Regions from separate parts of the Homo sapiens genome. Here region 2 is linked to region 1. Evidence: chromatin loops called from intact Hi-C (ENCODE). Cell type or tissue: sigmoid colon. All regions are shown on one strand. Links, peaks and the distances in the headings refer to the core of each region. The heading gives the core; the rest is flanking DNA. Region 1 holds the start of LOC105376249 (a long non-coding RNA gene). Region 2 overlaps LOC102724929 (a long non-coding RNA gene).

Region 1 (11,196 bases), core at 1,227-9,226:
TATGGCCATGTCTTAGGCTTTTTTTGTTTGTTTTCTTTTTGTTTTTGTTTTTCTTTTTGTTTTTAAGATGGAGTCTCACTCTGTCAATCAGGCTGGAGTGCAGTGGCACAAGCTCGGCTAATTGCAACCTCCGCCTCCCAGGTTCAAGTGATTCTCCTACCTCAGTCTCCAGAGTAGATGGGGTTACAGGCATGCACCACAATGCCCAGATAATTTTGTTTTTTGTTTTTTGTTTTTTTGTAATTTCAGTAGTGACACGATTTCTCCATGTTGGTCAGGCTTGTCTCCATCACCAGATCTCAGGTGATCAACATGCCTTCGCCTCCCAAAGTGCTAGGATTACAGGTGTGAGCCACCACACCCAATCCGTGTCTTAGATTTTAACAAAAAAGTTTAAAATGTAAAAAAAAAAAAATTAAAAATTGGGAAAAGGGTATAGAAGGATATAAAGAAAAAATTATGTAGCTGTACAGTGTGCTTGTGTTTCAAACTAAATGTTATCACAGAAGAGTCAAAAAGTAAAAATATAAAAAGTTTATGAAGTAAAAATATTACAGTAGGCTAAGGTTAATTTATTATTGAAGAAATGTGTTTTATAAGTTTAGTGTATCCTAAGTGTGCAGTGCTTATAAAGTTTATAGCAGTGTGCAGCGATGTTCTACAATTTCACATTCACTCATCACTCACTCACAGACTCACCCAGAGCAAATTCCAGTCCTACAAGCTCCATTCATGGTAAGTGCCCTATACAGGTATACCACTTTTTAACTTTTATCTGTATTTCTACTGTACCTTTTCTACGTTTAGATAAACAAATGCTTACCATTGTGTTGTAATTGCCTACAATATTCAGCACAATAACAGGCTGTACAGGTTTGTGGCCTAGAAGCACTAGGCTATACCATAGAGCCTAGGAGTGTGGTAGGCTATACCCTGTAGGCTTGTGTTATACACACTCTGTAGGCTTATGTTATACATACTCTATAATGTTTGCACAACATCAAAATCCCCTGACAAATTATTCAGAAAGTATCCCTGACATTAAGTGATGCATAACTCTGTGTATGAGTGTATTTATAAATATATGCACACACATACATGCATGTATACAGGTATTGTGTATATATATATATACAGAGTATTATATATATAATACACTGTGTGTGTATACACACACACACACTTATACTCAAGGAACCCAAGGGCGGCTACACTCACTGTGATACAAACCCCTGAAACTATTTTTTTAATGTACAGCACAAAATAATAAAAAAGAAAAAAAAGTGTGCACTCATATATAGCTAGATACCTAACTGCACACAGAAAGGCCAGGTATGTGGGCATTCATGATGGAGATGCTGAAGGAGTTTTGCCTCACTAATTTGCCCATTATTTCACAGACATTCATTGAGCACCTACTCCATGTTACACACTGGAAAGCAGTGGAGATTAAAACAGCAAGTGCCACCATCACCCCATTCTCAGTGCTGCTCTGCTGTTAGATGGAACCTTTATCAAGTGTCAGCAATGGGACCTGGCATTTATCAGGGTGGGTGCTGCGCTCTGCTCTGCTGACAGGGTAAATTCAATACATGTCATCCCCACTGTGCTAAGATGTTTTAATGGCTTGCTCTTTCTTCTTTCCATCACCCAGGCAACTTTGTCTTTCTTTTCTCTTCAGTCCCTTTCTCCCATCCCCCAATTGCTCCCCTTTCACATTTTGGGTTCCCCTTTGCACAAGTTGCCTATGTTTGTGACTTTGAAGGAGTCACTAATTCTCTCTGTTTCTGCATACCCATCCATGAAATGTGGTAATTGACTAAATTATCCCTGATGTCTTACGCAGCTCTTAGTGCTATGCTAGCATTGTAGAATTCTGGTTTGAATTCTTCCTAAAAAGCAGAGCCTGAGACACGGGCCTTTGTGGAGGTAGTTTATTTGGGGTCATTTGCTCCTGTGGTACATGATGGATGGCCTGAGAAATAAACCAGGGAAGGTTTATTTCCAAGCCACAGGCTTGGAGGATTAGTGAAGTGTAAATTGGGAAAGAAGAAAAGCAGCCAATCCAAGGTTACTGAGCTGATTACAACTACAGAAAAACTGGAGCTTAATCCTGTTTGTGATATTTCAACAGCTGTATGGAATGTGCCTTAGAAATCTCTGAGATTGGAAAAAAGAGAATACTTACCTACTAGTTCCTGCCCATTGGTAAAGCATTGTTCCAGGAAATGTTAACACCCTATCTGTTCCCAGTGTGTGCAGACATCAGAATGGCTGATCAAGCTCTTACGGTAGATCCATGTGATTGTGCCAGATAAGCCCTGGGAGAAAAAGCAAGATATATGCAGTGCAGCCGAGATCAGGTGCTATTAGGCTACACCTGAGTACAGCTGGTTGCTATAGCAAAGACTAGAGAAAAATTGGTAGAGTAAGAGAATATGAAAGGAAAATATATGTGCAACAAAGAAGCCATTGCATTCCTCAATGTTGTCTAATGCTGATATCAAGAATTTTTGTCAAATCAGCTTTACCAGGGCACTGAACATATGGGGACTATGTCAGGAAATTTCGATATCCAACATTTCTACAAACGCACAGAATTGTTGTGGGCATGGGCTCCATTGCCCAACTTCTTCCCAGTTCCCACCTAGGTTCCTCATAACATTGATAACGATTATCAATGTGCCAGGCAATGTATTAGGCACTTTAAACATAATGTCTTTTCTAATCCCTAAATCAGTAGGATCCTATCATCAGGTTAGTACCTATAATCCCATTTTCCCATTTTACAAATGAGGAAACTAAGGCTCAGGAAAGGGAAGTGACTTTCCTCAATTTACATTACCCATGAAGACCTAAATTGAAATCCATATATATATATATATATATATATATAGCACAGGCTATTTCCAGTAGTTGAAACTATCTCAATGGACACTTGGGTTTAGACAGGGTGTATGCCTCAGTTCTAGGTCGATTATATCTCTGCCTTATCTGATGACTAATCTTGAACTCCAACTTGCTTGGCTATAGCCTTGATACCCTGCTTAGTTACTTACCAGAGACTCCAGCTGCTTGGACCTCAAACACTAGTCCAGGTATATTTTATACCAAATACTAACTCAATTTTGAACTGGAAGCCTCATAATTTTTTACTTATGCTTTTTCTCATTGGAGACCAGTCTACAACCAAGTCAGTACCCCAAACTAACTCTTGTACCTTCCAGTTTCTCGATTTGCACCTTTCCTTCTGTTGTTTCATTTTTCTCTTTATACTTTTTTCTTTCCGTAATCCATTCCAATTAGCAGATTAGGGTAAGGCACAGCAGAGAATAACAGGAATGGCTAAACTGGGAGATAAATTTGACATTATTTAAAATTAATCAGAGATTCAGGGAAGTTAATATTTAAAGAGAAAATAGCACATCTTAGTCTCCTAGCCTATCTTAGTCTATGCAGGCCTCTATAACAAATATCTTAGACTGCATAATGTATTAACAATAGATATTTATTGCTCACATTCTGGAGGCTGAGAAGCCCAAGATCAAGGTGCCAACAGATTTGGTGTCTAGCGAGGGCTTGTGCTTCATAGATGGTGCTTTCTATGTGTCCTTACGTGACAGAAGAATAAAAGAGCCGCCTCGAGTATCTTTTGTAAGGCCACTAATTCCATTCATGAAAGCACAACCCTCATGATCTAATCACCTTCTAAAGGCTTCACCTCTTAATCCTACCACAATGGGGATGAGGTTTCTACATGACTTTTGGAAGGACACATTCAAACCACAGCACAGCCTTTCTGTGCACTCATTCCCTCCCATAATGTACTTTTTTTCCTTCTAAGCTTCTTGACAATAGATCATTCAGTGCATTGGACAATCATCACTTATCTACACTTGTATAATGTAATGATCTCTTCCCTAGCCGTTGTTGACTGCGCTAAGGATCAGATCCTGATTCTAGCTAAGCTGTTCTTGGTATAGAAACAATGAGGGAAAAGGAAACTGGAAGAGGCAAGTAGGGGGTATCTGTTTTTCATGTGACAGGTAGGTGAATGTAGGTGGAAGGTGCAAGCATCTTCCACTATGTAAATGGATAAACAAAGATTACTGGTCTAATGAGAATGAGGAAGGAAACACGTTTTAATTATTTAAAAAACAGTGATAAGTGGAGAAAGATTTCAATCAGCCCTAAATGCTATGCCCAATTATCTTCCTGCACCCTTGACCACCCACGTCCCTGTCATTTGACTTATTAAAGTTACTGAATTATTTACCTGATCCATTCTCCCTTTTTTAAAAACTGGAATTATTAAAAGACATGCCTGCACTATGTTTTAAATGACATACAATTCTCTGCTTTCTGAATTTCTTTCATTTCCCAGTAGATCCAGTTGTTATAAAGTGCTTCCTTATGTTGAACGTAAAGCAGTTTCCCTGTACTTTCCACTCGTCAACTCTATTTCTGCTCTTTGGGACCAAATAAAACCAGTAAAATCCCTTCTGTTTCTACCCGCCCATCCGACATCCGAAAGAAAGCATCCCAACTCTTCTCCCCATTCCATGAAGAAGTTTTTTTTTTCTAGGCTAAAAGTGCTCAGGTTATCTTTTTGTGTGTGTGTGTGCCATAGTTTAGAATCCCATGGGTTATGCTGGTCTCTTCTATCTGGTTATAATACAAATTGTTAATCTCTCTCTCCATGTCTAGATTCGGCTGGCTCAATATGTAATGATGTGGCCCTGTTACGTGCCTGTCTCTATGGTCCTACTTACATTATAAATAATCACTGCCTTGTGATTCTAACATCAAGAAGCTACAGTACTACATGGTGGTATTATGTTTGACATCAGACATGGCCCAACAGGGGAGAAGAATATGCTTCAACAGTTAGATGATTATGTTAATACAAACTGGGATTTTTTATTATGTTTGTCTCTTTCAAGACTGAATTTGATGTGATTGCTTCTGCTGATTCAGTACTAGGTAATGGAGGCTGAAATGTATTCCTCAGAAGATCCTCCGGGAACAGCCACCTGGGACTGACAGAGAGAGTCACTGGGTGTCACTGTTGAGTCATACAAATGCACTGGCCGCTTGCTTATAGAAGTCTGGCTCCTTAAAGAAGCTAGGAGAAGGAGGTTTGGGGTGGCTGCCTGTCTCCTCCTGGTCTGTGTCTCTTCACTAGGGTCAAGATAGAGCATCCCTCTCCCAGATTTTCCCTAAGAAGTATTGAGTCAGATGTGCCCATGTCAGTGTGGGCTTTAGCTGCTGTTTAATGAGTTGATCCATCCTTGATCTGCCTGATGGTGCTGATAGGGGTCTGCTTTTATGTATGTATGTAGTAAGTGATCACACCCCCACCCTAGTCAAAGAGGTCTCCCCCGCATACCCAGGACTTGCTGAAACTTATAGCTCTCTTCAGAGCAGATAAGCCCTTCCATTCCACTGTTTGTTCCAGATTCAGACTGTGATTTCAGTCTCAGTCAAGGGTCAGTGGCACATTTCAGGTTTTTTTTTTTTTTAATGGGAGTACTGATTTTGATAGAAATAAAGACAGGTGGAATTGTAGGCATTAGCACTTTGAAGGGCAAGGAGAAAAATAGATCAAAGGAGAGACGGGCCAAAGGTTACTAGATCAAAGGTAGATAGATCAAAGGTTACTAGAGACGGCTGAGTGCTCTAGTAACCTTCTATCCAAAAACTGACCCTGTTACTAACCCAGCCTGACCCACACATAGGCCATGAACTTTTGTTACCTCAGTGACTAAATATCCTTCATGAGATGGTCACTCAGGTTCATTGGCAGGTGTTCTCAATCCCTTTAGGTGAACGTCATGAAAATGCAAATACCAAAATACCACATCCCTAAAACTTTTTCTGATGTCTGAGGAAAGCCCTAGGCATCAGTATATTTATAAACCCCACATGTCACTAAGGAATTTCTAAAGCACATTCTTCCAGTCGTGATTGACTGATTCTATGCTTTCTGAAGATTGCACATCACATTACTTTTTTTAAAATTTTTGCTTCCTCTGGAATTCAGTACTGAGTTACATCCCAAGCAATCCCTCCAAAATGCAAATATGATTGACCCTCTGCTCTCTCCTTTTAAACTCCCGAATGTCTAATCACCACACATAAGTCAAGTGTAAAGACTGTGCCCTGTTACTCATGTGCTTCCTCATTGGCCCCTGCTTATTCCAGGACAGAACAGTTTCCATCCACACACTGGTTTAAGCCAGGGGCTCCCCACTTGGCTGCACACTGAAACTACCTGTGGAGCTTTTGAAAGCACTGATGTCTGAGTCCCATCCCCAGGACTTCTGCTTTACTGGTAGGGAAAGAAGCTCAGGCATCGTGAGCTTTCAAAGCTCCTCAGGTGATTCTAATGGAACACAAAGCTTTAGAATCACTATTCTTTGGTTTTCTCCCTTCTAGAACACACATTTTCTTATCCTCCTTTGGCCAAGCCATAGCTGTTAATCCTTCTTGACTCAACCCACTGATCATCTCCTTGAAGAAATCAACTCTGAACATACTCCTCTAGTCAAGTTAAAGATTTTTCTTAGGGATTCCATAGTTTCTTGTGCTTACTTAGGCTATTGTATCAGAAATATCTATATGTCTATTTTTTTACCTCTAGACTATAAGCTTATACTGGGTAAGTGAATTAATAGAACATGTATGTCATTGTGTGCCCAGTGCACAGCACAGAACTTAGCACCTATTAAGTGCCCAGGAAATATTTTGTAGGCTGGAACTACTGTTAATGGAGAATGCAAATGAGGTAATAAATGAATAATCAGTGACAATGAAAATAATTAAACTTTACTGTGTATATAGCCAGACACAAAGTATTACAGAGTCGTTACCTTATTTTACATTCCCAAAAATTCCCATTAGAAAGAGTGATCTCCATTTTAGCTTAAGAAGTTCAGGTTTAGAGGTGGTAAGTAGATGCTGTGCAGGCATAATTTGAAGGCTGGTCTGTCTGACTTCACTTTCAGTCACTTTACTGATTGCCTCTAAAAATAGAAAGGGAAGGATATCTAACCGATTTTCTCATTGGAGTTTTTACTGGGTTCTTTTTGCCAGGCATTATATTGGCTCTTTAAATACTTCATCCTACTTAACCCACACAACAACTCTATAAATTAGTATTATTAGTCCCATTTAATTGATAAGAAAACCAAGCCTCAGAAAGAAGCAAAGTAATTCAGGCAAGCCCATATGGCAAGGAAGTAACAAATGCTATATGAAATCCTGTGGCTCTGTGCTTGTCTGTCTTTAATATTCAGAGTTGCTCACTATGCTACAATTGCCTTATAATAGATGAGGAAGAAGAAAGGCAGAGGAGCAAGTAGGAGAGAGAGAGAGAACTGACTCCAAACATAGATCAGATACAAAAATGAATTTTTGGACTGACTTTGATAAGGACAGAATACCTCAAAGACAGAATTCTTTGTCTCTATTCTTTAGCAATTTTCCCCCAAGAGTCACTGGGACAAACGAGTAAAACAACTTTTCTTTTGAAAAGATTGGTTGCTTATTCTAAGCCTGCCAAAGATATCTGAAGTGTAACCAAATCTTTGTATTTGATGCCCTTGTGATTCCTTCATTTAGACAATTAGCACAGAATCTTACAGCCCATGAGCTTTGGTTCATGATTTTTTTTTTTAAGTGATGAGCACCTGAGGCTCACAGAGGAAAAGCTTGGCAAGGGTGACCTTGCAGAATAGTGGCCAGAACCCAGTTCTTTTTATTCCCCGTCTAGTGTTCTTTAGCCATGGGTTAACTCGGTGATTAAATATGGTTAAACATGATGAATATTTTAAAAGCTACTTGGAGTTTCTTGGTTCTAAAGTACTCTGAATGCCAAACGCAACATATTTTTATTGCCTATTTCTACCACATAACAAGGCCATTTGCTCTGTGGGATCTTGGTAATAGGGATAAGTAGGAACAAACAGAGGTAAGGTACAGATTCTTTTTCCTCACTAATGTGAACAGATGGCTTACAATGGGAAGTGGATACTGGCTGCAAAGATGTGTGAACCACTGTCACCCTGTGAATCTTTGAGAAAGAGTGGAAGAGGCATCTGGAAATTCAGTGGTTGAGCCCTGAATAAAAAGACACGTTAGGCCTCTCAGGACCTGGTTAAAGTTGTGGGAAGAACATCAGATTGAGAAGCAAGTTACATCTAGTGCTTTCAGGATCTAAAACTTTAGAGAAGCTGATAAACGCTCCTGTGCCTATGCTGGCTGATGTGTTACATAAAATGGGAATTACAATATTTGCCAATGTGCAAGCATGTTAGGTACTTGCATGCATACATTTTCTGATGGTGGTTCTTTTAATCTGTTCTCTCTCTTCTTTCTCTATCAATAATTTTTCTTCAAGGCCTAACAGTGTTGTTATTTTATAATCTTTCACCAGTCTCTTAATAAGAAGTAATTTCTCTTCCCTCTCTTCATCCTGATGTGTGCATGTGTATTTGCTATGATTCTTAATTCAGCATGCTTTTACTTGTGATTTGCTATCAGTATATCTACCTCCTTTACTAAATAGTTAAGTTCTTCTGGGCAAGAGCTATGTTTTCACCATTCCTTTTTCTTCCAGTAAAATTACACAATTTGTTTTGCATAGAGAAAGTTCTTATTCACCATTGATTATGTCATGTTAAATTGTAACCATAGACACTACCTGTGTTCTTCCAGACATAAAGTCTAAAAACTGAGTGTCCATTGTGAGTTATTTGAGAAAATGGCTACAGAAATACTTGGAAATTTACCAGATTATCACAAAGGATATGGAGGCAGAAGCAGAAATCGTGGATATGAGACTGCTCAAAATATATAACTTTAGGCAATCAATTCACTTTACTGGGCCTCAATTTTCTCATCTGTAAATTGGGGATGATAGTACTTGTCTTAACTACTTCCCAGTATGATTGTAAGGATGGCATGAGATAACATTTAAAGGCATTTTGCAAACTATATAGCACTATAGATAGGTCAAGGTTGAGTATTATTTTTATTATTGTTGTAATTGCGGTTATGTGTTACATAATGATGTTGTAGTCAACAGCAGAACACATATACAATGGTGGTCACACAAGATTATAATACTGTATTTTAATGTATCTTTTCTATATTTAAGTGTGTTTAAATACAAAAATACTTACCATAATTTATAATTACCTACAGTATTCAGTACAGTACCCTGTTGTACAGGTTTGTCGTCTGGCAGCAATAGACTATACCATATAGCCTAAGTGTGTAGTGGTCTATACCATGTAGGTTTGGGTAAGTACACCTTTGATGATTACACAATGACAAAATCATCTAATAATGCATTTCTCAGAAACTATCCTCATTGTTAAGCGATGCATGACTATATTACTACATCATAACTCTCTAAAATCTCATGTGGTTTACGTAACTATAATTCTGAACTTGGTGGAGTTTTATAGTAAAAATGGTAAATAAGAGATAACTGTATTAAAAATGGCCATGTTCTTTTGGTCTCCTTGGAAATTTCCTAATGAAACAAGAACTAAAATCTGAAATCTTTAGAATGCTAACAGAGCCAGAACCAATAAACATGTATAATCCAGGCAACCTATTGGCTACTCAGAAATAATAACAGATGAGAATGGGACTGGAGACCAAGGCAGAATGATCACTTGAGGCCAGGAGTTTGAGACCAGCCTGGACAATATAGTGAGACCCCATCTCTACAAAAAAAAAATCAGTAAAAAGAAAAAATAAGTATTCAGGTATGGTGGCTTTAGCCTGTAGTTTCAGCGACTTAGGAAGCTGAAGTGGGAGAATGGCTTGAGCCCAGGAGTTGGAGGTTATAGTGAGCGATGATGTGCCACTGTACTCCAGATGGATGAAAAAGTGAAATTCTGTCTCTGGAAAAAAAAAAATGGACTGGAAGGTATAAGAGGTAGGAGGAGTTTTCTCTTGAGCTTATATTAATCCTTGACTTCTCACAGCAACCTACAATCTTCTGATGTATTTGCCAGCAGTCTCACCTTCAGAGACGCCTCGGCCATTTCAGTGACTCTTTACCAAATTTGAACCCTGCCTTTTTGTTAGTGATCTTGAGCAATTCATTTTTGCTATCTGAATCTGTTTTCTCATCTGCAAGATGGGGGTACATACAAATAGAGACAATAGCCAGCATTTACTGAATAACTACAGAGTGTCCAACTCTGGGATGGTTTTTCTGTATCTCCCTAACAGCCAAGGATACTGCTGGGAAACTTAAATAACTTATTTTGCCATCCTGGCCCCTTTCCTCTATAAAAACATAATTGAAAACTATAATTTAAGACTGCACTGGCAAAAATACAGATATCTGGGCTGTGAATTGCTGAGAAAGGGTGGGACTTGGACTTGGACAAAGGTTTATTGGAATCCAAAGCCTGCACACTTTTATTTATTTATTTAGATTTTTTGACACGATGTCTTGCTCTGTCACCCAGGCTGGAGTGCAGTGGCGTGATCTCGGCTCACTGCAACCTCTGCCTCCCGGGTTCAAGCAATTCTCCTGCCTCAGCCTCTCAAGTAGCTGGGATTACAGGCGCATGCCACCATGCCTGGCTAATTTTTGTTTGTTTGTTTGTATTTTTAGTAGAGACGGAGTTTCACCATGTTAGCCAGGTTGGTCTCAATCTCCTGACCTCATGATCTGCCCACCTTGGCCTCCCAAAGTGCTGGGATTACAGGTGTGAGCCACCACACCCGGCCAAGCCTGCACTTTTTAACTATGAAGTAGTTAAATGACACAAATATCAGTTGCTGTAGCTATTGGTGATACATTCAGACTGCTTGGGTTTTTAAAAAAGTTCATTGACTAGGTCTTCAGAAAAAACAAAAATGAATCATTCTTGATCAGTTAATAAAAAATTGCTTGAAGGCCCCCCAGGTACCTATGTGGGAGCCAGGAAAGATAGGAATCACCCCATTGCATTCTTGAGGATATTGAGACAATACAAGCAAAGTAAGCACAAAGCATGGGCGAGCCATGGCACCTCCTTCTGCTCTGCAAAAGGCCCATTTTGTTCTTCATTAATCTATTCCAACACATTTTCCACTGTTCCAATCTTCCTCTCTCATACCCAACCACTCTCCACTAAACATATAATTCCTCTTCTCCCTTGCATGTTGCAAGGAAGTAGGGCTGGC
Region 2 (11,196 bases), core at 1,167-9,166, 62 kb after region 1:
TAGTCTACTTCCAGAAAACTGAGGCTGAGAGGCTAACTTGCCTAAGGTCATATTGCTAGTGAGTAAGGGAGCTGGAATTTTAATCCCAGAAGCCTGCCTCTTATGTTCACACTGGCAATCATTACATTCTGCTACCTGGATTCATAGAGAATAAGTTTTAAAAAAATAGGCCTTAAGAGATGAGAAATGTAGTGATGTGGGGCTTATGAAACAGAAGAAAAACCATGAGCAGAAGCATGGAGGTGGCAGTGCAGTGCAGGTAATGAAATGGTGGAAGATAATGACAAATGGTTACTTGTAGGCCACGCAGGCTGAGTGGTCTAAAACCAAGGGATCTTTCTTTCTCAGCCCGTCATCAAGGCTCAAGGGGTGCCATGTCATTTGGTCATAGGGTAGCAGAAATTGCAATGATGGAAAATGTCAAACACCCCTACTTTAATTACAAATGATGAGTCTGGGAGCCACGGGTAATTGTGGCAGAAATAGCCACCTATGACAAATGTTGCTCTGAACTTGTGTCTTCTAACATTTGAATTTCCCATGTCAGTGGCTCTAGAGAGCCCAGACAACGAGGATAGCTTCCAATGCCTGAGATTCCCTGGGAGATTGAACTTCTGTCTAGCATCAACTTTCCTGTTTGCTGCTCTGAGGATTCCTTGCCGTCATTTGTCCTTGATCAGAGGTTGGATCATCCTTTTTCCTTACTCCCTAAACACAGGGCGCAGGACTCTGAAGCAATATGACAACATGTGAGTTGCCAAGGTTCCAAATAGTCTCTCTCTCTCTAGATTTCTTTTCCTCACACTTTCTGGGTGGGAAATGTTTCTCCTTTGCAAGGGCAGATGCCAAGGACTCAATTTCTCACTAACTCAGTTAACAAGCACGTATTGATCACTTACTGAGTACGGAATGCCAAATGAATTGTGTTGGAAGATGTAAAATAAATAAAGGACATGGTACCTGTGAAAGTATAGACACTAATGGGAGTTGAAATCATTAATGGAACAGAAGTAGAATGGTTATAGTTTAACCAGATGCAAATGTAAAAGTATTTTTATTATATTTTATTATAATTCTGCATCATGTCTAACAATAAGACCAAAGAGAAATGTGATAAATGGTTACTGAATTCTGCTCTTGAGTTAGTGAACATCAAACCCAGAGCAATCAAAGCCAAGAACCTAATATGATTGGTTATAAAACCAATATAGGCTTTATTAGAGCAAGTACATGTATACTTCCCTGAACTGTGGGGAGAGACAATCATTCCTACATCATCCCTGACCCAGACTGTAAGCTTAATGATTCCTGAGCCTGATGTAAGTCTTCTAAAAAGGAAATAATTTGTTCTACTCTCAATTGATAGATAAATTGGATAGGTAGGTAGATAGATAGATAGATAGATAGATAGATAGATAGATAGATAGATAGAGTGATTGATTTTAAAACTGTGGATATGGGGAGAATTTTAGAAGAAGTAGAAAATGTTTAGTGAGGTTTTTGTATAGAATAAAAATGTTTGGAGCAACACAGTATATAAATATGTAAGTATATCAAGGGCAGCTTCTTGGAAACCGTGTGTTTTGAGCTTCTTCTTGTTAGTAATGACAGATGCACAAGAACACAAAAATAGAAAGACATTCCAGGAAACATTCTAGGACATCTTAGATTCTCCACAGGCTGATTTGGCTTCAGGGCAGGGTTAGCAGGTTTAAATATGGACGTAATGAAAATTACTATAAAAGATGTATAATTGGCTTGGGAAGGAAGATCTTGAATGTTTGGATATTTCCCAGTTAGTCATTTTTACAAAACTAGATAGTTATTTATAAATTAACACTGATTCTGAAGTAAGTTAGAATGACAAAGCGAGACTTGTTAATTAATAGATATGCCATCTTTCAGATCTCTTCTGAGAGAATGGGAGGGGGTCGGGAGAGGGTCAGAGAGTGTGTGTATTAAAAACACAAAATGGTTTTAAAATAATCACTAAAATTGGTATTTTTAATGTTGAAACAAAGGAATAAGAATCCAGTTAAAGGAGACATGAGTGAGACAAAAAGGTGAGAGAGCAAAAATAAAAAGAGAGAGAAAGAGAAATTTAAAAGAAAATGTAAATAGAAGACAATAGGAAAAGAATAACGGTACAATTGACTATATAAAAATAAGCTTTGAAAAGGACCCTTTTCCAGAGAGTTGTGAACTCATCTGAACTACCTCATCTAGAGAAGTCAATGTGGTATTTTGGAGATGTTGAAAATGTTAGCAATTAACACATACATACTCTATTTCTCCTTTCGAATTCACCAATCGAATAATTCATTCCAACTTCTGTTGGGAGAATGAGTCAGAGAAAGAGGTCATGAGGTGGTACTAGTGAAGGTCCCACAAAGAAAAGATCCAAGATCAGGAAAACAGAAACTCTCTGCAATAACTGTCTTGCTAAACCATCCTGACTAAAGGTTGATTGCCTTCACTCACCATTTGCTCTATTGATTTGAGTTGGAAGGAAACAGGAACCAGAAGCAAACTCTTAGAAGTTCAAACATCACGGACTCAGGTTCAATAAGAAGTTAAAATGAAAGCTGAGCACAAAAAAATTAATTTGATTACCTTTCCTGTCCTAGAAATGTGCTGTGCTTTGTACTTTTAGGAGTTAGCTGAAGTGCCTTTCAGAAAGCTCATCACAGAGACCACGAACATAGAATCTACATTCTATGGCGTGTGAGGGGATTAATATTGAGCACTAGGCATGGTCCTTAACTCTCCCCACCTTTATCCAATCAGTCCCTAGGTTTATCTTACTATGTTACTCAGTTAGTTCTATCCCATCTGTTCTTGTCCACATCATTATCACTCCCCTGCATCACTGCAATAAACATTTAAGTGGTCCTCTTACCTCTAGTATCAACTCCTATCCCCATTCCCACTTTTAATCTTATTTTTTTCTGTGGCCAAGAGAATCTTCCAAAACACGAATCTGAACATGTCATTTTCTTGCTTTGCTAACCATCGAATAGGTCTCCACTGTCCTCAGACATAGATTAAAATCACTTTATAATCAGCCAGTGTGACCTGGACCCTGCTGAGCTGTCCAGTCTTAACTGTAAGAGTTTCCCCTTCGCTTTACAATCTGCGCTCCAGCCTTGTTCAACTTCTTTTACTTCCTTGCATACACAAGGCTTTTTTTCCCCTCTGGACTTTTGCACACTCCATTCTCTTTTCTTAGAATACACTTTTTCTTCTTCCTCCACCTTTGTCTTCTTCCACCTTTGTCTCCTCTCCTATTAATCTCCATCATTTACTTCCAAAAGTCTCCCTTGCTCCAGGGCTGGGTTAAGTGTCCCTGTAATGTTTTCACATTTTGCCCTATCACTTCTTCTCTGTTAGTTTTGTCTCTACCTTTTCTGCATGCTCATATCCTTTGGTGAGTTCTGAAGTAACAGACTATGTTTGCCCTATTCATCATCATTTGTCAGAATTTAGCAGTGTCCAGCACAAAGTAAGAAATTAACATATATACATGGATTTGATATACTTCAACCAGACATTTAAAAAATCCTCTAGCTTAGGGTTCTATAGATAAGCAAGGATTTTATGTCCAGATTAACAGCTAGTTGTGTTGATATCCCTAAAGAAGAAACTCTCCAGAAAAAAAAAAAAATGTGTTCCTAAATGCCAAGGATTATTGCGAGTGGTGGTGACTTTAAACACGTCCTGAATGTGGGATATTGTTATTTCATAGAGTTCAGGAGTTGTGGTTTATGGCACAGAGAAAATCTCATCTTACTTGTAGGGGAGAGAGAGAGTACTTATATAAAAATATAAAAACAAATTCTACTTGATTCATTTATCTTATTACCATGAGAATCCATCAACATAAACAGAAAAATGAGGGGGATGGCTTTGGCTTTCTAGTCACTCAGATCTGCATTCAAACCCCGTGCTTGAACCACCTCAGCTGTGATGTTAAAACTGAGGCTTAGCCTCAGTTTCCTCATATGTAGAAGAGAATAGAAACTTACTCAAAGATTTAGAAAAAAATGCATCTGTATCATCTAAAACAACATTTGGCATATAGCAGTTTTAAAGTGAATACATGTTCTAGATGGGGCTGAGCTAAAGTGAAGAAATATAGCTTACTCTTTCATTTAACGCATTCTATTAAGTCCACATTTTGTGACAGGCACTGGACTAGACTTTTTGTATTTGGAATACAAAAATAACAGTGTAACCCCACCCTTAGGAGGCACAGCATACAGCAATGACAGAGATGGTGACCAGATAACATGAAGTACTGTGCACCATAATGTGCCATAATGTGGAAAGTGCATTGAAAAAGTAATTAGAAAGCTCAATCATGGAAAATGTTGTCAGAGATATGAGGATAGGAAGCCACCATGCACCACTGGTTGTAGAATAGATGTATAGGCATTCTGGAGAGCATTGCAACTATGCCTAGTCAGATTAAGTGTAGAAATAGTCCCATTCCACAAATCTTCCCTGAGGTCAGGAATTCGAGACCAGCCTGGCCAACATGGTGAAACCCGGTCTCTACTAAAAATACAAAAATTAGCTGGACACAGTGGCATGTGCCTGTATTCCCAGCTACTTGGGAGGATGAGGCTGGAGAATTGCTTGAACCCAAGAGGTAGAGGTTGCAGTGAGCTGAGATTGTGCCACTGCACTCCAGCCTGGGTGACAGAGTGAGACTCTGTCTCAAAAAAAAAAAAAAAAAAAAAAAAAGAAAGAAAGAATTTTCATGGACCTACACAAAGGGATGAGTAAAAGGTGTTCATTGTAGGATTTGTTGCAAGGAGTGTGGGAGCACCTCCTTGGAGAATGAGGCAGGTTAAGATATGTCAGCTGTCCAATGGAGAACCAGAAGGTCAGGAGACACTACATACTAGATGTGCACATAGTAACATGGATGGGTCCAGAAAACAGGACAAATAGAATGAGAATCATACTGTTTTCATTTATACATATTAAAAATATGTTAACTACAAAATAATAACATACATACAAAAATTCATATAAACAAAAGCTGATATGGTTTAGCTGTGTCCCCACCCAAAATTTATCTTGAATTTTAGCTCCCATAATTCCCATGTGTCATGGGAAGGACCCAGTGGGAGGTAATTGAATCATGGGGATGGGTCTTTCCCATGTTGTTCTTGTGATAGTGAATAAGTCTCACAAGAGCTGATGGTTTTATAAAGGGGAGTTACCCCACACAAGCTCTCTTGCCTGCCACCATGTAAGATGTGACTTTACTCCTCATTCCCCTTCCACCATGATTGTGAGGCCTCCCCAGCCATGTGGAACTGTGAGTCAATTAAACCTCTTTCCTTTAAAAATTACCCAGTCTCAGGTATGTCTTTATTAGCAGTGTGAGAACAGACTAATACAAAAGGGTACTCATTAAACCCTGTGATGTGGAGAGGGAAATGGGGGCACATGGGAATAAAATAAATAATATAGAAACATATCTTTGTAAGGATGGATCATAAACATTTGTCATGAACTGAGGGGTATGAATTAGCCAACACTATCCATTGAGGAGAAGCAAAGTGATAAAGAACACATAATTTGTCTTAGAGTAAAGGGAAAAATTCCATGGACCAGCATTCATTCAACAATTCTTTTTTTTTGTTGTTTGTTTGTTTGTTTGTTTGTTTTTATTATACTTTAAGTTTTAGGGTACATGTGCACATTGTGCAGGTTAGTTACATATGTATACATGTGCCATGCTGGTGCACTTAGGATGCACCCAGTATCATTTGCTAAGAAAACACAAAGAATAAAATAGGCCAAATCCTTAAATCTAATAAAGCTTAGAACTTATGAGTGTGAAGGCAGTCTAGAAAGAAATATACAAATTAGTATACACTATGATTTCAAGTGGCAGAAATGTTATGAAGAAAGATAAACCAGTATGGAATTAGTGAATATATGGAAGAACAGGGAACATTCAAAATACGGAGACCAGAGAAGTCCTATCTTGAAAGCATAATATTTGAGCATGGATGTGAATAACGTCAAGGAGAGATCTAACCAAAAGTCCAGGTTGGAGAATAAGTAGAAGACTGTTGAAGCAACAATGGATGAGCAATGAGTGAGCTCGTGGTCTCAAAATAACAGGAATAACCACATAGTTGACAAGAATGAACAAGAAGCACAGAGAAGAGGAGGCGAAAGGGAAGGCATGAGGCAAACCACGTAGGGTCTTAGAGGGCAAAGTAAGGAGTATGGATATTATTCCGATTATATGAGAAGCCAGTCATAGATCTGAGCTGGGCAGTGACATGATTTGAATTTTTTTGTTCCTCTACTCTTATTTTAGGGTCTAGAGGAACATGTGTAGGCTTGTTACATAGGTAAATTGTGTTTGACTTACTTTTCAAAAAATGTTCTCTTAGGCTACAGTTGAGGACCTTTCTGGGAGGGCAGGGTCAAGTGTAGAAGTAGAAAAATCAGGCCGAAGACTATTTCAGCATTCCAGGTAGGACATGATGTTCAGTTGGCCTATGTATAATCAGGCTTCAGTGGAATATTTGCTTTGTTTCAGCACACAAGTTCAGGAAAGGATGTTATGAGATGAAGAACATCATTAAACTTAGCTTAGAGATCTGAGCTCTCCAGAGGTGATTTAGGGCACAGGGCAAATGAAGGAGGGTGGAAACACACATGCAAGACAGGCTGAGGTCAGATTAAGAAGCGCTGAATGGACAGACTAAGGAGCTTGGACTCTTTCTTGCAGAAAATGGGACCATCAGGGGAATGGCCTGATGTAACCTTGGCTTTTATGAGATAATTCTGGAAGCCTTGTAAATGATGGTTTGGAAGAGACAGAAGGCAAGAGGTGAGCAAAACTTTAGAGTAAAATTATAGCAGTTTGCAAGGATAAGAAAAGAAATGTTCACGTAATTGAGTATCTAAGGTACTTAAATGTTCTGCATAATGGATATAATTATACCTACTGCATTGGTTTCTTATACTGTTAAATGAATTAGTGCGTGAAAAGTGCTTAGAATAGAATCTGACATATGCTAACCTCTTGATAAACATTAGCAGTTATTCATATATTATAAATATTAATGATATTATTTCTATGTGCTAGTCTATGGACAAGTATTATTTCTAAGGACTAGGCCTGAATAATATATATATTTTTAATTATTTTATTTGATCTTTGAGAAGGAGTCACTCTGTCGCCCAGGCTGGAGTGCAGTGGCATGATCTCGCCTCACTGCAACCTCTGCTCCCGGGGGTTCAAGTGATTTTCCTGCCTCAGCCTCCCAGGCAGCTGGGACTACAGGTGTGTGCCACCAAGCCTAGCTAATTTTTTTGTATTTTTAGTAGAGATGGATGTTTCGTCAGGCTGTTCTCAAACTCCCGACCTCAGGTGATCTACCCATCTCAGCCTCCCAAAGTCCTGAGATTACAGGCGTGAGCCACTGCGCCCGACCTAGGCCTGAAGAACATAAAAATGACCATCATTTGGTTGAGGCATTCATTATTAAAGGAGTTTGTGTTCCAACTAACTGTAAGTCACAGGAGACCTAAATGCTATGATGGTGGTATGTACACTTGCATGGTTCTTTAGACAAGGGGGGATATGAAGGGGAGAAAGTCATTTAAAATAAGAATATTATAGAATTTTGAGGGGGAGGCCAGGCAAGATGGTTCACACCTGTAATTCCAGCACTTTGGGAGGCCAAGATGGGTGGATCACCTGAGGTCAGGAGTTCAAGACCAGCCTGGCCAACATGGCGAAACCCTGTCTCTACTAAAAATAGAAGAAAAAAAAATTAGCTGGGCATGGTGGTGGGCGCCTGTCATCCCAGCTACTTGGGAGGCTGAGGCAGGAGAATCACTGGAAACTTGGTGGGGCAGAGGCTGCGTTGAGCCGAGATTGTGCCACTGCACTCCAGCCTGGGTGACAGAGCAAGACTCCGAGAAAGAAAGGAAGGAAGGAAGGAGGGAAGGGAGGGCAGGAGGAAGGAAGGAAGGAAAGAAGGAAGGAAGGAAGGAAAAGAGAAAGAAAGGAAGGAAGGAAAAGAGAGAGAAAGAAAGGAAGGAAGGAAAAGAGTGAGAAAGAAAGGAAGGAAGAAAGAAAGAAAAAGAAAAGAAAGAAAGAAAAAAAGAAAGAAGGAAAGAAAGAAAGAAAAAGAAAGAAAGAAAGAAAAGAAAAGAAAAGAAAAGAAAAGAAAAGAAAAGAAAAGAAAAGAAAAGAAAGAAAAAGAAAGAAAGAAAGGTAACTGATATTGAATCCTGGTTGGACTCCATCTGGGCTTTGTGATTTTCAGCAACTTCCCTTCTCCAAACTTCAGTTTCCTCATCTTTAAAATAATATTGAAAATCCTGACACTTGCATGATGAAAACTTGAGACAATGTAGGTGAAGTTCATAGCATAGTGCCTGTTGTACCTTAAGAAGAAAACCGATATTGCTATTATATTTTACTTATCATGATTCAATCAACTCTTATGAGGAGTATTACCAGCTTCCATGAGGAGTATTTCCAGCTTCCACGCGTTTATTTTACATGTTTTGAATCTTTAAATGTTTTAAATCTTCCTTTAAATGTTGTCTTTTACCCTGCGTGAAGGGAAAATCCTGCCCTGACATTTGCATTTTGTTTCCTTGCTTTTTCCTGCTTTCACCTCAACATCAAGGAAATCTCCCTTTCAAATTAAAAAGAGATTTAACATTTTTAAGCATCGTTGCCCCCTGTCACCTTAGAAGTGTGGCATTTTGATGTTATTTGCACAGACTTCCAGAATGGAAGATACTCTATAGAGTTAGCACAACATGCAGTACTAATGTGGCAATGAATCCGTGTCAGTATCCCAACCCGCTAATGAGTAAGAGCATCCCAGGCATGTGTTGGGATGTTCAGAAATGTATGCAGGTGTTTATGAGCAATAGGTGGTGAAATGGAAATTTGCTTTAAGGAAAGAAAATCAATTTCCCTGGTCTTTCCTATTCACCTGTCTCTCTTTCCATGTTAAGATCAACTGAGTCAGAGCACTTAGGAACAAAGGGACATTAACGTATGACTATTAATGGGATGTTCAGAACTATAGATACAGAGTGTTGGGAGGAACTTTCGAATATGTAGTTTAACTCCTACACATTGTTGTGCAGTGTAATCATAAGCAATTTCTGTAGTAAAAACTTAATATCTTCTAAGGCTTCCTATCCTGTTTAGGGGTAGCTATGACTACTTGAAATTGTTAATTATTAATTTTTATTTTCTTAATGAACTAACCTTGAGATGTGCCTCTCTGTAGCTTATACCTATTTGGTGAGACCTCAAGTTGTAGCCCACTTTTCTCTTTGCCCCTCCAGTGTTTTAAAATACTGGGGACATTGTTCTTTGTCTTGTCTTAGATTTCTTGCTTGGCTTCTTTTTTTCAATCATCTTCTCATTTCCCTTTGAGATTCTCACTTGCTGTTGGGTTTCGGCACTTATTATGGACACAGAACTAAGCGATTCTCAGGTGCCTCCCATTTACTTCTTTCAGTTAACCCGAATAAAGAATGAAGTAAGGGCAGAAGTAGGTTCAGCAACCTAAGTTCACTAGTAAGCAGCATGCAAGGGATTTCAATCCAAGTCTCCTTAACACCAGAGTATGTACAGCTGACAAATATACTATACTGCCTTCTAATGCCCCCTTTAACTGAGTCCTCTTGTGCAAACTCAAAACAGAATTCCTGCATCAGTGATAGTACTAATCTTACTATTATGACTAATAAGAATAGCTGAGATTAGCTTCTTGACTCTGTTAACTATTTGAATCTTCATAACGACTTTGAGGTAGGTTCTCATTTTACAGATGAGGAAACCTAGATCCAGTAATATTAAGTAATTACCTCAAAGTCGTGTAGCTAGGAAGCAGGAGATACAAAATTCAAATCTTGAAAGTCCACCTCAAGAGTCTACACTCTGAAGCATTATGCTGTAATTCTAAGTTCCCAAATCTTGATGTTTTACTTCTTAATATAGTCTGAGTTAACATACATTTGTGTTAGTAATAGCTCACTCTTGATGGATATTGAGCTATCAGTGACAGTTTGTTTCTCTGTGTGTGTCAGTATGTGTGTGTGTTTTGTTTTAGAAGAAAATATCTTATGCCATAACGCCTTGTTTTCCTCATACTGGAATTCTTCCATGGGGTTTTGTTTTTGCAGGCCAACCATCTATCCTTATTAAAGGCTGCATTTAGGGATCCAGCCCATTGACCCAGCCTGAGGAGACTTGCTTTGCTCCCTCGTTCATCATTCCCTACCCACTTTCCAAACTTTGTGTTAATTACAAAAAAAAAAAAAAATTGATAAACACGTCTTCTAGCCTTGATTTAAGTCATTAACATATTCTGCCCAAGATAGAACTTAGACATTGAGAGGGAAGTATCCTTAAATTTCTAGGAGATGCTTCATTCTTTAAGCATTTGATGAATATTTATTAAGCAAATTGTATGCTGGACAGCCATCATATTAGCCATGGTAAATACAACTTTTGGCCAAAATAAACTCTATTTTGTCATGGCATTTTCAGCTTACAACTAGGAGAAATTTATTAATCAGATAATGATACAAATTAATTTTAAGTGTCCTGAAAGGGCTACACAGAGTAAAAATGTTCCTCTGAGGAAGTATTGATTACACTGAGATCTGAACAATGAGCTAGACTAACTAGGTAAAAAAAGGTAAGAAAGGCTGATATTCCACTTAAATTTACTATGGCTATAGGTAACTTTATATTGGTTGAACTATTATCTTAATAGAATGTGAAACTGGTGAAGACAAAGTATTAATGTTAAAATAAACTTTAATGATATTCTAGTTCATAGTTAGCATAACTTGATGCTTTGTGAGATGCAAGAATATGTTGTAAGTTAATAGTCCCCTGATTTTAACAAGTTCTCTGAAACTCGACAATTTGGAAAATCTGAAGCTAATCGATTTAAACTAGTTTCTTTCTTTCTTTCTTTCTTTCTTTCTTTCTTTCTTTCTTTCTTTCTTTCTTTCTTTCTCTTTCCTTTCTTTCTTTCTTTTCTTTCTTTCTTTCTTTTTTTTTTTTTTTTCTGACAGAGTTTCACTCTTTCGCCCATGCTGGAGTGCAGTGGCATGATCTCGGCTCACTGCAACCTCTGCCTTCTGGTTTCAAGCTATTCTCCTGCCTCA

What was found. A loop is a pair of places that touch in the nucleus more often than their neighbours do. Peaks named below come from ENCODE experiments on the same cell type or tissue, not always from the same donor. Only the 100,000 strongest peaks of a DNase experiment are listed, where the experiment ranks them.
Region 2: it touches region 1 in a loop (2.6-fold over the local background); 3 of 110 quality-filtered maps call a loop at or near these places.

What each region holds. Positions count from the first base shown.
Region 1 is chr9:118,590,867-118,602,062 of GRCh38, forward strand. It overlaps LOC105376249 (a long non-coding RNA gene), which reads right to left and starts at 6,306. Exons shown (of 3, transcript XR_930297.2): 1 at 6,275-6,306; 2 at 3,221-3,350; 3 at 2,129-2,321. In sigmoid colon, for the core only: a CTCF peak has its summit at 5,017; a DNase peak (open chromatin) is centred at 5,075.
Region 2 is chr9:118,653,058-118,664,253 of GRCh38, forward strand. The region is part of intron 3 of LOC102724929 (a long non-coding RNA gene); the gene reads right to left. Among named protein-coding and RNA genes, the nearest start is that of LINC02578, 21 kb to the right of the region's middle. In sigmoid colon, for the core only: no CTCF peak of the experiment used is centred there; no DNase peak of the experiment used is centred there.